2 separate regions of the Mus musculus genome follow, and region 2 is linked to region 1. Evidence: chromatin contacts called from ENCODE Hi-C or POLR2A ChIA-PET data. All regions are on one chromosome and are shown on one strand. The core of a region is the stretch at or near the end of the contact, and the rest is flanking DNA. Distances in the headings are between cores, read along the strand shown.

Region 1 (6,605 bases), core at 1,089-3,588:
TTTAAAACCCAAAGGCTACCAGCACACACCATTCCTGCCAAATAGGGAATCTGTCAATAACCAGGACAACTAGAAATAAAAAATGGTACATGGTAGCTGCTGCCTCCTCTTCCTCCTCCTCTTCCTTCTCTCCTCCTCTTCCTCTTCCTCCTTCCTCCTCCTTTCTTCTTCAGTTTTGTTTGTTTGTTTGAGATGGGGTTTCCCTGTGAAGCCCTGGCTGTCCTGGGACTCACTCTGTAGGCCAGGCTGGCCTCGAACTCAGAGATCCACCACCCCTGCCTCCTAAGTGCTGGTATTAAAGGTGTGCACAACCACTGCTCATCAGTGGTAGCTTTCTTGTGTTCCAACTTCCCGAAGCCAAGCTGGTATCTCATTCTCTGAACCAATAACCTTCTGTTTTGGGTTAAGCCAATTAAAGCCCCATTTCCATTCCTTGATATTAATACACAACAAGAATTCCAGTGGTTTCCTATTTCTCTCCTGCCACACAGTCTGTTAAAACTCTCCCACTAGTTGAACATACCACTTCATATCCCTGCAAGCACATTCTCTCTAAGCCTCTGGTTCTAAGCTACATCTCTCTGAAAAAGTCTTCCCAGAGTCCCCTGAATGAGGTTAGGTACCCAGTCTTGATTTCCAGCAGCCTGAAAGTAAATTCAATCTCTGATCACAGTGTACTTCAATGGACAACAGGGACAGGCGACTCCCCCTGGTAATTGCTGGCAGTGGGATGGTTAAGAATTTGTACTCTACCACCTAGTAAGTGGCTCCTACCACTTGGGCAGCCCCGTGTGCCTCACCATGGATGCAGATACCGGTGGCACTTTTAGTAGAGGTGACTGTAGAAATAGATCTGTTATGTGAAAATAGACAGTGCCCAGCATTCAGTAAGTCATAACTATAATTCATCTACCTAGCCCTTGGTACCATGTCTATCCTAAGGGATGTCTAAGGATTTGTTTGCTTAATTTTTTTCCATACATGCATCCTATATTTAATTTAAAATTTTAAATTATGAAAGCACAAGATTTTAATAAGACATTTTCATACATATTGCATACATACCATTATTGCTTCTGATTCATTCCTTAGTTGCTCCTGGCTCTCTGTTTCTGGTCACCTGCCTCCCCCAAGAGTCCTCTCTTCTACATTAATGTCCCATGAGTTTTATTACCCTGCTTTTGCTTGTTTTAAACTCTTCTTCCTCAAGATCTCTTCCTCCCCTCTCATGATTTCCTACACACACTTCTCTGGGGTTGATTTATCATAAGAAAACATGGTAATTGTCTTTTTTAATCTGGCTGTGTAACACAACTAACACTTTTTCTGATTCCACTGTTCTGCAATTATGATTTCATTTTTCTCTATAGCTCAGTGGAACTTCAGTTTGAACATGCACCTCATTTCCTTCATCTGACATCTAGGTGGTTACATCCTAGCTACTGTGAAAATCAGGTCAAGGCAGGATTGGAATCTGCACGCCTAACTGAAGCTCCTGGAAACCATAGGAGGGGTTCAGAGCTGGAACTCGCCTGAGAGTTAAAGAGGTCTCCCCATGCCTTCCAGCAGCTGGAGATTGGGAACTTCTCAGATACTTACGATTAGGGACTGGAAGGGCATGAAAAGTTTTATTGCTGTCTCTAGAGCTCTAATCATAAAGAGGAACTATTCCCAGCATATATGTCCTGGGAATATATAATCATTTGAAATCAAAGGCTCTGAGGATTTAAGCTACGAGAAGAACCCTTGCATCTCAACACTTAAACGCCAGACTAACAAACAAATCAGAATCTCTTAGTATCCGTTGGCACCCCTTTTCCTTCAGAGGATTCCGACTACAGATTGAAAATAAAGTCTGTAAGTCATACACACAATGCCAAACGCTGCCGTGGAAACTAACTGTAAAACAGACCACAGATTTGTGTTGTGTCGGCAAAGAAGAGGCGAAAGCGGCGTGTAAACCGCGGAGCCCCCGGGGCCCCTTGGGGCTGCCTTGCCCAGGGCGGCGCAGCAGGAACGCAGGGACTTCCCAGCCCGGCGCCTCCGGCCTGGCCTCCCGCCCCAGCCCGCAGCGGCTCGGAGAGATTACCCGAGGGAGGCTCAGGATCCTCAGTGCTCGTCAAAGCTCCACTCCCGACCTTCGCAGACAGCATCAGGACCACCAGCAGAATCATCCTGCCAGCTGCCGCCTGCGGGCCCATTCCTGCGCGAGGGACACCTCTGACAGGGGACCCGCGCTGCCCGTGGCCTGGCCTTGGCGTCACGTCCGCCGCAGACTAGTCGCCAAGTCCGCAAGCGGCCTGCCGGGGAGCTGGGTGGGGCCAAAACCAAAGCTTGAGAGACCAGCCTGGGACTGAGGGGCGTGGCTTAAGTGGGAGGCGGAGCCTCACGGGGCAAAGGGTTAAAAGGCAGCTCTTCAGGGGCGGACTCAGGGCGGGGGTCTAGCCAGAGAGGCGGGACCAATACGCAATCTCTTAGAGTTGATTGGAGGTTGGGAGTAGAGGTGGGATGTGAGGCGGGGTCTATACAAGGAGGCGTGTCTTGGCGGGTCTAAAGTGGACTAGGACATGGTTATAGGCGAGGTCTGGACTGGGGAGCCAGGCAGTGCGCTGCGTGGGCGGAGAAGTTTCACTAAGTTGGAGAAGGGGTGGACTAGCCTGAGGTTTGAAACTGTGGGCTCTTCTCTGTATTCAGGACCTGGACTGTGGATACGTTTGAAACTCTGACCGGAACCTTACCTTCTTCAGCCTGACACTACCTTCCTCAGTTCCTCATTCTGGTTATGTAGTAACCTGGGGTTGGAGATTTTTGCCTCAGTCCACAACCAGACACCATGCTTATCTCATCCCTCAGCATGAGGCGTGTTGGAGCCTGAGGTGTTAGAGAAGTTACAAAAATCCTTCTCCAGTTCCCACCAGTTTTGTCCGCGGAACTTAAACTTCTGGTTTTCAAGACAGTTTGTTCAGACTCCCACAACGCAAATCCAATGTGCTTGGCTAGCACTTTATTCTTAGCAAAAACAAACTACCACCACAAAAAGCACATGCCCATTTTAATGATGAAATGTCAAAGGGCGGATCACTAAGTAGTCTTTCATCAAGAGATCGTCCCTCTTGCCTCTCTGACCGCACCGGTTAGTTTAAATCTCTCTCATTCCCCTAAATTCACTTTAGTGACCTTGCACTTACTATAGACAACACTCTTGTGCTGCCTCACTCGCCTCAGCTCTCTTTTATCACCATGTCTGCAAGGAATTTGAATGCAACCCACTCTCCCCTTCTCTTTACTCCACTTTATTTTTAATAACACATTTGCACCCCCTCCTACAATATGCATATTGATTTGATTTTCTCTGCTTCCTAGAATGCAAGCTCTATACCGTAGAGAGAGATACTGGCATGACATTCTCTGAGTCTTCCAAGCAAAATGTTATGAAGACATTCTGCAGACTTGGAGTTACCAGCTAAGGCTTGTTATTTGTCTTGATTAATTAACGAATTAATTATGCTAATAGCCCAGCATTTCTCAGACTTTGACGTCAGGATAAATCTTGGTGACCTTGTGCAGGTTCAGATTCAGTACATATGATTCAGGTTAGACTTCAGTTTTCTGCATTTCTGAAAAAGGTACACAGCAAATGTCTCACCCTTGGTGCTACAGATGTGAGTACTTGGAATAAGAGTTTGGGTGTGCATCTGATATGCACCTCAAGAAAGGCATTTCTGGTCATTGTATGGCACAAGGATAAATTACTGTACTTTGCTGTTTAGGAATATAGAGTAGGAGAGACCGCACCATGCGGCTTGCAGATTTTGTTGTAGTTGAGACTCCATGTGCCCCAGGCTGGCTTACCAGGAAGCAGATTATGAAGTGATGGAAACAGTCCTTGAGAAGTGCTGCTGGGATAAACCTCTGGGATAAACCTCTGGGATAAAAGAGAGGTAGCTAGATCTGATTGTGAAGACATGTCAACCTCACACATTGCTCCAAAGTGGGGATGGCTTTGTAGAGTGTCCTCCATGGGTATAGGAAGTGAAGCGGCAACTTCCCAGCACTGAATACAAGCCAGAACAGGACATGATTTGTGGCTTCCATGCCTTTAGCATCTCCCACTAGAAGACTGGCAGCTGAGGCTGATTACTAGCTGCGCTCCTGCTGGCTGGGAGGGAATGGCACTGAACCTTCCATTTCTGAGGAAGGATCTGGACAAAGCTTCAGATATCACCTGCAGAGCATCCTTCCTTCCAAGGCACTGCCATAGTCCTCTGGAGGCAGAGGATGCTTGGGAGTTAAGTGTTTCCGAGTGCTTCTGTGGATACCCAAGATATAGCTATGCAGTAAAATATTGCCCCGAGGGAGGCAGACACAGCACCTGCCCCCATGGACCTTGTATCCACTGAGGAAGAGGCACTGTAAGGGCAGTATCGATGTTGTGCCAGTTCTCAAGATGAACAATGAGATTACAGTATCAGACGTGCGTGCGTGCATGCGTGTGCGTGTGGGGGGTGGGGCAGGATTGGCTTAGTCTAGATTTTAATGGAGGAATAAACGGCGTTCGTTCGGTGGTTTTATTTGTTGAGTTAGGAGCTCTTGTATGCCAGTCTGTCTGGCTTCACACTCACTATATAGCCAGGGATGACCTTGAGCTTTGGCTAGTCTTGTCTCCACCCCCAAATGCTAAGATTACAGGCATGCTTGCGGCACCAGGTTCCTCAGTGTTGGGGAGCAATCCCAGAGCTGTGCGCATGCTTCCTAAGTACTTTACCAACCAGGCTATATCTGCAGTCCAAGAGATCTACAATATTGTAGCCTGCTAATCAGACTAATTAGGAGATTAAGGGGGAAGGAATAGGTTCTATAGGCTAATAAAATTAGAAGGAAAATAAATAAAATCTATATATTTTAAAAATCCAATGATAGAAATTTTGTAAAGCCAATACAGAAGAGAATGAATGATCAGTGCTTTGTCTTCTAAAGCCAGACCAGTGGAGATTCTCCAAGTATGTGCTTGTGCCCACTGTACTCTCAGGATGGATTTTAAATTAAAGAAAAAAAAATCTGGGATGAGGGTGGAAAATATAAAGCTAAAATATATGTGGAGTTGCTGCTCAGGATTAGAGATACAGTCTGAAGGCCACACTCAACATGGCTTAGAGGAAATCAATACGGCTAAATAAAAAAAATTACAAGCTTAGAAACAGAGCATGAAAAAAAATAAGAAAGAAAGAAAGAAGAAAGAAAGAAAGAAAGAAAGAAAGAAAGAAAGAAAGAAAGAAAGGAAGGAAGAAAGAGCGAGTGAGCGAGCGAGCATGGCCGAGCTACAACAATGAGTAGCACACACTGTATTTAGGCATTTCCTTCCCCTGTAAAGCAGACGCTTGAGCGTCTGTAGCTACAGCACAGAGTTCTGTATTCTCCCCATCAATCTATAGATTATAGACAATACCCTTTACCCCACATGACTCTCCAGGCCTCTGTCTCCACACAGACCCATATCTAACTTTTTTCTTTGCCATAGTGTTTATCTAGAGAGCTCACTATAAATTATATATACTCAAGGCACATGTTTTATATATACATTATGTTTTTTTGCAAAATGTATATTTATAAGGGGACATGATCTCCACAGATAATTATTGAAATTGTGATTGTAATTACCAAAGAATGCAGCAGGGTTGTAGGAGCACAAAAGGGGACTTAATATGAGATTTAAGAAGTTCATATGTGAATAAATGTGTAACACACACATTCTTTCAGTTGTCTAATTTTACTCCTGGAAGAACAACTGTTTCCCTCACTGGCACATCTCCTACCCCATAGACAAGTGTCTAGCAACCCATTAGTCTTTAGCAAATAAACAAAAGAAGAAAAAAACCCAAGCTTATAGAGAGATATAGGTGAAAGAATATAAAATTTAATTTATGGTTGGCTATAATATAACCAGGTCATCGAAGGGGATTCCGAGTGTTTACATATCAGACTGACACTAAGAAACGCATTATTTGTTTTTGCCTTGCATACCCCTCTCATCTGCCATGCTGATGTGTGATTGTGTCACATTAGCCCCCACCTCACAGTCAGTTATCTGTGAGACAGGAAAGCCACACTGAATGAAAAACCAGGACATGATGGCTCCTGTGTATAACAGGAGAAGGGTTTTAGTGTAGACATGAGGAAGAGATCAGCAAGAGGCACCTGGCAGGGTCTAGACTGAATCAGGCCATGAGAGAAGAGACGGGCAAAGTGAGAGCAGAGGAGAAGAGGGAGAGGAGAGGGCAAGCAGATGAAGAGAGGAGACCCAGAACAAGAGATCAAGAATCCAAAAGGCCAAGAGGGAAGCTAGCCAGGAGCCAAGAGGCCAAGCGAGAGAGAAGAGCCAAGAGAAGACCAAGAGAGCACATGGCCAACATGGCTGTTTTATATAGAAAAGAGAAGCTGGGGAGAGGGAAGTGAAGTCCAGCGTTTGGGCTAGAGAGGTTTAGGTCAGGGGTGGGGTTAGAAGTACTGGGTACTGTGTGTGGCTTGTCCTGGGTTTCTTGGAGACTAGACACCTAACCTACAATTTCTTTTAGAGGACTACGGGGAGAGTTGCTGAGTGCCTCCTG
Region 2 (6,202 bases), core at 3,527-6,026, 720 kb before region 1:
TATTTTCTAACACCTACAACAGCTTAATACTCTGTTCATTTCCTTAAAACTTCCTTTTATCTAAAACCAACTTTTAAGAATTCCTTCAACTGCAAGCACAGTAACAAAGTCTTACACAAGAATCTGATTAACCATCTAAGAAACAGGCCAAGGCCAGGAGGTGGTGGCGCACGCCTTCAATCCCAGCACTTGGGAGGCAGAGGCAGGTGGATTTCTGAATTCGAGGCCAGCCTGATCTACAGAGTGAGTTCCAGGACAACCACGGCTACACAGAGAAACCCTGCCTCAAAAAGCCAAATGAATGAATGAATGAATCCATAAATATCTTAGAACCTTTTTTGGAATAATGTGTAAAAGTGGCCAGAAAACAAGTGACTTCAAGCGTGGTGACAAATACTTCCAAAGCCTGGGCTACCTCAAAAAGTTAAAAAGAAAAAAAAATTGTTGTAAAGGCATTGTATGTATCCCATCTATAAATCCAGTCTCTTGTCCTAGGACTCAAAAGGCAGAGACAAGAGTATCCCAACAAGTTCAAGAACAGTTCAGTCCATAGCGAAGGCTCTCAGTTAAGTTCAGTCTATAGAGAAGGCTCTCAGTTAAGGCTAATCAAGTTAGAGCTTCCTCAAAAACAAAATTTTAAAAACAAAAACAAAACAACAAACAAAAACAAAAAACTAACACAAAGCTGCTTACAATTTCAAACATAAGTCTTCATTTAGCAATATTAGCACCCAAACTTAAAGCAAATTACTGCCATCACATCTTTTAAAATAGAAAAATACACCGTAGCTAATACTCACTCATTAAATGACAGCTCAACATTTGGTATCTTGATCTCTTTCAATCTTTGTATAAAATAAGGTATTTGCAAGTTTATGGTTAAATAATAAATAGAAAAGGCTAACCCGGCACATGGTGTGTGCTCTGCCATTAGTTATAATTTCTGGTTAGCCTTTTTATAGGGTTTCTACAGGCTACCCATAATTTATTTCAAAAACTTGTCTATTTAAGCTTTTTCCTATGTTTTCAATATAGTATTAACAAGTATTCTATAAAAGTCATTCCAGGGATGTTTAATAAAATGTTTGCAAGTTTGATTTAAAATGTATCACAGTGGCTCAGTGGGTAAGAGCACCCGACTGCTCTTCCGAAGAAATCCCAGCAACCACATGGTGGCTCACAACCATCCCTAACGAGATCTGACTCCCTCTTCTGGAGTGTCTGAAGACAGCTACAGTGTACTTACATATAATAAATAAATAAATCTAAAAAAAAATAAAAAAATAAAAAAATAAAATAAAATAAAATGTATCACAGAATAAACAAACAAAATACAAAATTCTGAAAATAAGCAGAATATGGAAATCCACTTAATTATCTTAGCTGTTGATTTATTTGGTTTTTTGAAACAGGGTTTCTCTATACACCCCTGGCTGTCCTGGAATTCACTCTATGGACAGGCTGGCTTCAAACTCAAAGACCCTCCAGCCTGCCTCTGAGTGCTGGGATTATAGGCTTGAGCGAATATACCCGGCTGTTTTACTTTTGTACCAAAAGCCTTCCATAATAAAAAGCAAAATAGATTAGTCACACACTTTTAGTTTGGTCCAGCTACTTATCACCCTGGTCTTTTTTTTTTTTGTTTGTTTGGTTTTTTTTTTTAAAGACTGAACTAAGAACCACGGCACATTCTAAACCAAGCTGTGCCACTCCTGGCTTATGTAGTCTTAAGTTTTACACCTTTTGGGGGTTCCATCTACAAAAATAGAGAAATAATGAATTAAGTAAATTGGTGTTAGAAAGCCCTAAACTGGGCTGGAGAGCTGGTTCGACAGTTAAGAGCACTGACTGAGGCCGGGCGTGGTGGCGCACACCTTTAATCCCAGCACTCGGGAGGCAGAGGCAGGCGGACTTCTGAGTTCGAGGCCAGCCTAGTCTACAAAGTGAGTTCCAGGACAGCCAGAACTATACAGAGAAACCCTGTCTCGAAAAACCAAAAAAAAAAAAAGCACTGACTGCTCTTCCAGAGGTCCCGAGTTCAATTTCCAACATCTGTAATGAGATCTCATGCCCTCTTTTGGTGTGTCTGAAGACAGCTACAGTGTACTAATATACATAAAATGAGCCTTAAAAAAAAAAAAAAAAGTCGGGCTAGAGATGGCTCAGCAGTTAGGAGCACTGACTGCTCTTCCAAAGATCCTGAGTTCAATTCCCAGCAACCACATGGTGGCTCACAGCCATCCTTAATGAGACCTGGCGCCCTCTTCTGGTGCATCTGAATAATAAATAAATAAATCTATAAAAAAAAGTCCTAAGACATTAAGTAAGATCAATATTATTACTTATAAAGTTCACAGACTTATTTTCAATGTTGAATCAAAAATATTAAATGCCTATAACTCAAATACTCAGTGTTTTTAAGATTGTTTAAGAAGCTAGAACCAGCAACACACAAACCCATATCCTCCAACCACAACCACTTACAATTACTACTCAGAGATACAATGATCTTCTAGATTCTCTTATTAACCAGTACAATTGCTACCCAGAGATATACTGGTCTTCTAGATTCTCTCATTAACCAATCATAAAAATTACACAGCAGATTTCAGATAGTGGATAGTATTCCATCAATGATTTCAAATACAGTTCCTGGGAATTACCAATCAAAAGATCTATATAAACAACTGGAAAAAGCTTTCTCCACTTATTTTACATCACAGATAATCTAATGCAGCTTAGTTTGCTTGCTCCCCACAATAAGTTTTTCAATAAATTCAACTAGATACTAGCCTAAAAAGCAGTGCTTTTTCCAGATCGGCTTTCAAGTCCTAAAATTAACTTCTGCTTTCTAAGACAAAAGTCAACTCTAGGACAGGGGATATGCTTAGCTGACAGAGCTTTTCAGCACACACAAAGCCCCGGGTTTGATTCTCAGCACCACATACACTGGGTATGTATGGTGGCTGGAGCCTGTTATTCCAACACTGGAAATCTCAGCTGTTTACTAAAAACGACTTTAGAGACATCCTTCCCAGCACACTACCCTGAATTTGGTTAGAATCACACAAAAAATGCAAACTGGTAAGTCTTTAAAGGTCCTTTATTGCGTAACAGTACCAACTATCCCAGTTAGGGCTAATCTAGAATACAAGCTCATAGTGAGGACAAGACATTTTGTTCTACGATTCCCTTTTAATACAAAAATATATATGCTGTACCAACAGGATGTGAGTCTGAAGTGACTAACAGGTTTTTTTTCCCTTTCAATTTTTCTCCTTTTCAATTCTAATAGAAAACTTTAAATTTAAAGGTAGAAAGTACAGGTCCTCACTTTAACTAGATAAACTTAAAATATGTTGGGTATGAATTTGCACATCTATAACCCAAACACATATATACATGGAGAACCCGTAGTTCGAAGCCACTTGGACCCAAGAAGATCGTCTAGGGTACAGAAATCCAATATTCTGGTCACTCCCCAGACCAAGAAAACAAATCTTAAAACTCAGCTGGGGTGACGAAGAAGTGACGAAAAAAAAATACTATTATCCCACCACTCCCGAAGCTAAGGCAGGAGATTAACTGGGAGTTCAAGGCCAGCACTGAGTGACAGAACTATAACCTTCTTCCTTCACCCATTTATCCCCCCAATCACCGCTGCCAATATCCTCAATTTCTAAAGTGTGCTAACTCTTACCAAAAAAGGTAGCCGGGGCGGTGGTGGCGCACGCCTTTAATCCCAACACTTGGGAGGCAGAGGCAGGCGGATTTCTGTTCGAGGCCAGCCTGGTCTACAGAGTGAGTTCCAGGACAGCCAGGGCTACACAGAGAAACCCTGTCTGGAAAAACAAGAAAAAAAAAAAAAAAAAAAGGTATGTCAGCGCTTGGATTACTGAGAAAGGGCCCCTCTCTTAGTCGCATCCCGCTAGAAACTGGAACTACGCACCTACTGATCGGCTACAACAGTGAGTTGGTAGGGAGCCAAAACGAAAAACTTTGGCGCCAACACCCAGGTGTCTGCTACAAACAGATCGAAAGCCTTCATCTGATTAAGCCTGGCCTAAACCGACATATGTACCCCATAGAGGCGAGGGAGGCGGCTTAACCGCCACGCACGACGTGGCTGATTCCGTTGCTTAACTTTGTCGCAGCTCGCCGTTATCTCCTCCGAGTCCCAAAGGCTAGGACCAGGAAGGAAGACGCCTCCCCCAAGGCCAACAACAAGCAAGGCTCGGAAACTAACACACGCGGCGGCGTTGCCATGGGCAGGGAAGAAAGGGGAAAAAAGCACGCGTGCGCAGAGCCCTGGGCCGGGCGCGCGCAGGAGTCCCAGCCGAGGCCGTGGGGGAAGGGTCGGCGAGCGGTTTGCGCACGCGCACGCCGAGGCCTCCCGGGCTCCGGCCCCGAGCCAGGTTCGCAGCCCGGCCCGCTGGTGGCGCAGCTCCCCCATCCCCCCACCCCGGCGGCCCGCGGCGCCTTCCAGACCCGAGGGAGCGAGGAGGAAAACGCACGAGTAACGGCTCGGGGTCCCCGTTCCCGCCGCCGACCCGTCACCACGCGTCAGAGTTGTCGATACCCAACCGCCCTGTCGCCTCGGCTTTCTCCTTTGAGTGACTCGAATGCGGCGCGAGGCCTACCTGACACGCCGAAGCACGATGTGCGTGCAGGGTTTACCTCCGTGCTAACTACACAGCGGCCATTTCCCGACTCCAGAAGGAGAGGAAGACCATAGAGGCGGCCTCGTCGCGCTAGCTCGGCTCCGTCACTTCCGACTTGGGGCGTGGCCTTCCAGGCCGCTAAATCGCTAGGCAGGCCCCTCCCACCGTCCCGCCCAGGCGCGACTGGCGAACCGCGGTTGAGTGTAGCCCAAGGCTTTCTGGGAAGTCTCGTTGCCCGGTCTCGCGAGGTGTAGCCGACAGGGGGTGGGACAAGGGTGGGGCGGGCCCTGAAGGGCTGGCTGGCTTCTCCGCAGGCGGCTCGGCTTTGTTCGAAGAACAGTCGAGACTGATGTCCCCTGACTTCCGAGCCGCTGTTAGCGAGCCTGGCTCCTTCTGAGGCGGCGACCCAGAGCACGCCAGAAGCTCTCTCACTGAGGAAAAGGCCGGAAAACCGACGACGCAGGGCTGCGTCTGCCCGGAAGCGCCGTCCCTCGGACGCCTAACATGACAGTTACAAGGCAGTCTCTGCCGAGTGGCTTCGGGTGAACTCGCCCCCCGCCCCCTCCCGGGCCGATCGTGAGACTTGGATCGGCTGGGCGACTGCGTCACGGAATGGCTCTTAACTTCCCGGGCGCCGGAGCCTGGCCCCTGAGGCTTTCTCAGAGTTTTGTACGGATCCGGAAACCTCACGCCCTAACTGGATCTGCCAGAATCAGATTATAAACGAAGAAGCCAGGATTGAATTGAAGCAAGTTGCAGACATATTTACCTGCTGTTCTTACCAAAGCAGGACCACTCAAGGGACTAAAGCCGTTATTACGGTGTGATATTTTAGGACAACGTTAAATTCCTTGAAGGATTTCAAAGCTGTAATTGGCAGCCTGTCAGTTAAGTTCAGCATTAGAGTTTGATTCTGATCTTTAACCTTGTTCAGGGCAGCCTGTCCTCACAATCCACTCCACAGTGGAGGAAGTACCTGACTGACCAATGAATCCTGATTTTGATTGTATTTTAATTGGGCAATTGCTCCGCACCCAGCTCCCACTACCATGGTGGAAGCTATGATCTGCGCTATATGCGGGACCCTGATAGGTCTAAAGCATAAAGTAGGAGCTCAGAAAATACTTGTCAAGTAGGTGAGCTGTATTTACATGAAGCACAAAGACAGCACAACTGTGCTATTTTATATTAATGAGACAGCAGGGGCCAATAGCTCTTAATCTATTCAAAATACCAAAATCTAATCACTTTGAAGCTATTAAGTCCTGTGCAATTCTAGTATATGTTGGAAAGTTATCTTTTCATCTAAGGCAATATAATTTTTCGCTCATTAGATCCCCTGTGCTGGGCACTGAACCCGCAGAACCTGCCTGGTACGCGCTACACAATTGTTCAGCCACAGAAGTACACCTTCCTAACCTAACTTTGACCTCAAATAAATCAATGTGTTACCAAAGAAGGAAGACATGGGAACAAATAAATAAGTGGATGTCTAACAAACAGGTTGAGCCTCTGTAAGGAGCTCAGACGGTCAAGGAACC

What was found. Hi-C counts contacts between places; a loop is a spot of excess contacts on that map. ChIA-PET counts read pairs that join two places held with the same protein, here RNA polymerase II (POLR2A).
Region 2: a map of heart shows a loop between it and region 1 (7-fold over the local background). The contact joins the promoter of Bclaf1 here to the promoter of Ifngr1 in region 1. A Hi-C loop is called at or near these places in 1 of 37 maps with a recorded cell type or tissue (heart). POLR2A ChIA-PET finds 5 or more read pairs at or near these places in 1 of 5 experiments (embryonic stem cell).

The regions. Positions count from the first base shown.
Region 1 is chr10:19,587,682-19,594,286 of GRCm38, reverse strand. Ifngr1 (interferon gamma receptor 1) reads right to left here and starts at 2,338. Exons shown (of 7, transcript NM_010511.3): 1 at 2,090-2,338. The coding sequence starts at 2,201.
Region 2 is chr10:20,311,043-20,317,244 of GRCm38, reverse strand. It overlaps Bclaf1 (BCL2-associated transcription factor 1), which reads right to left and starts at 4,776. Exons shown (of 13, transcript NM_001025392.1): 1 at 4,641-4,776.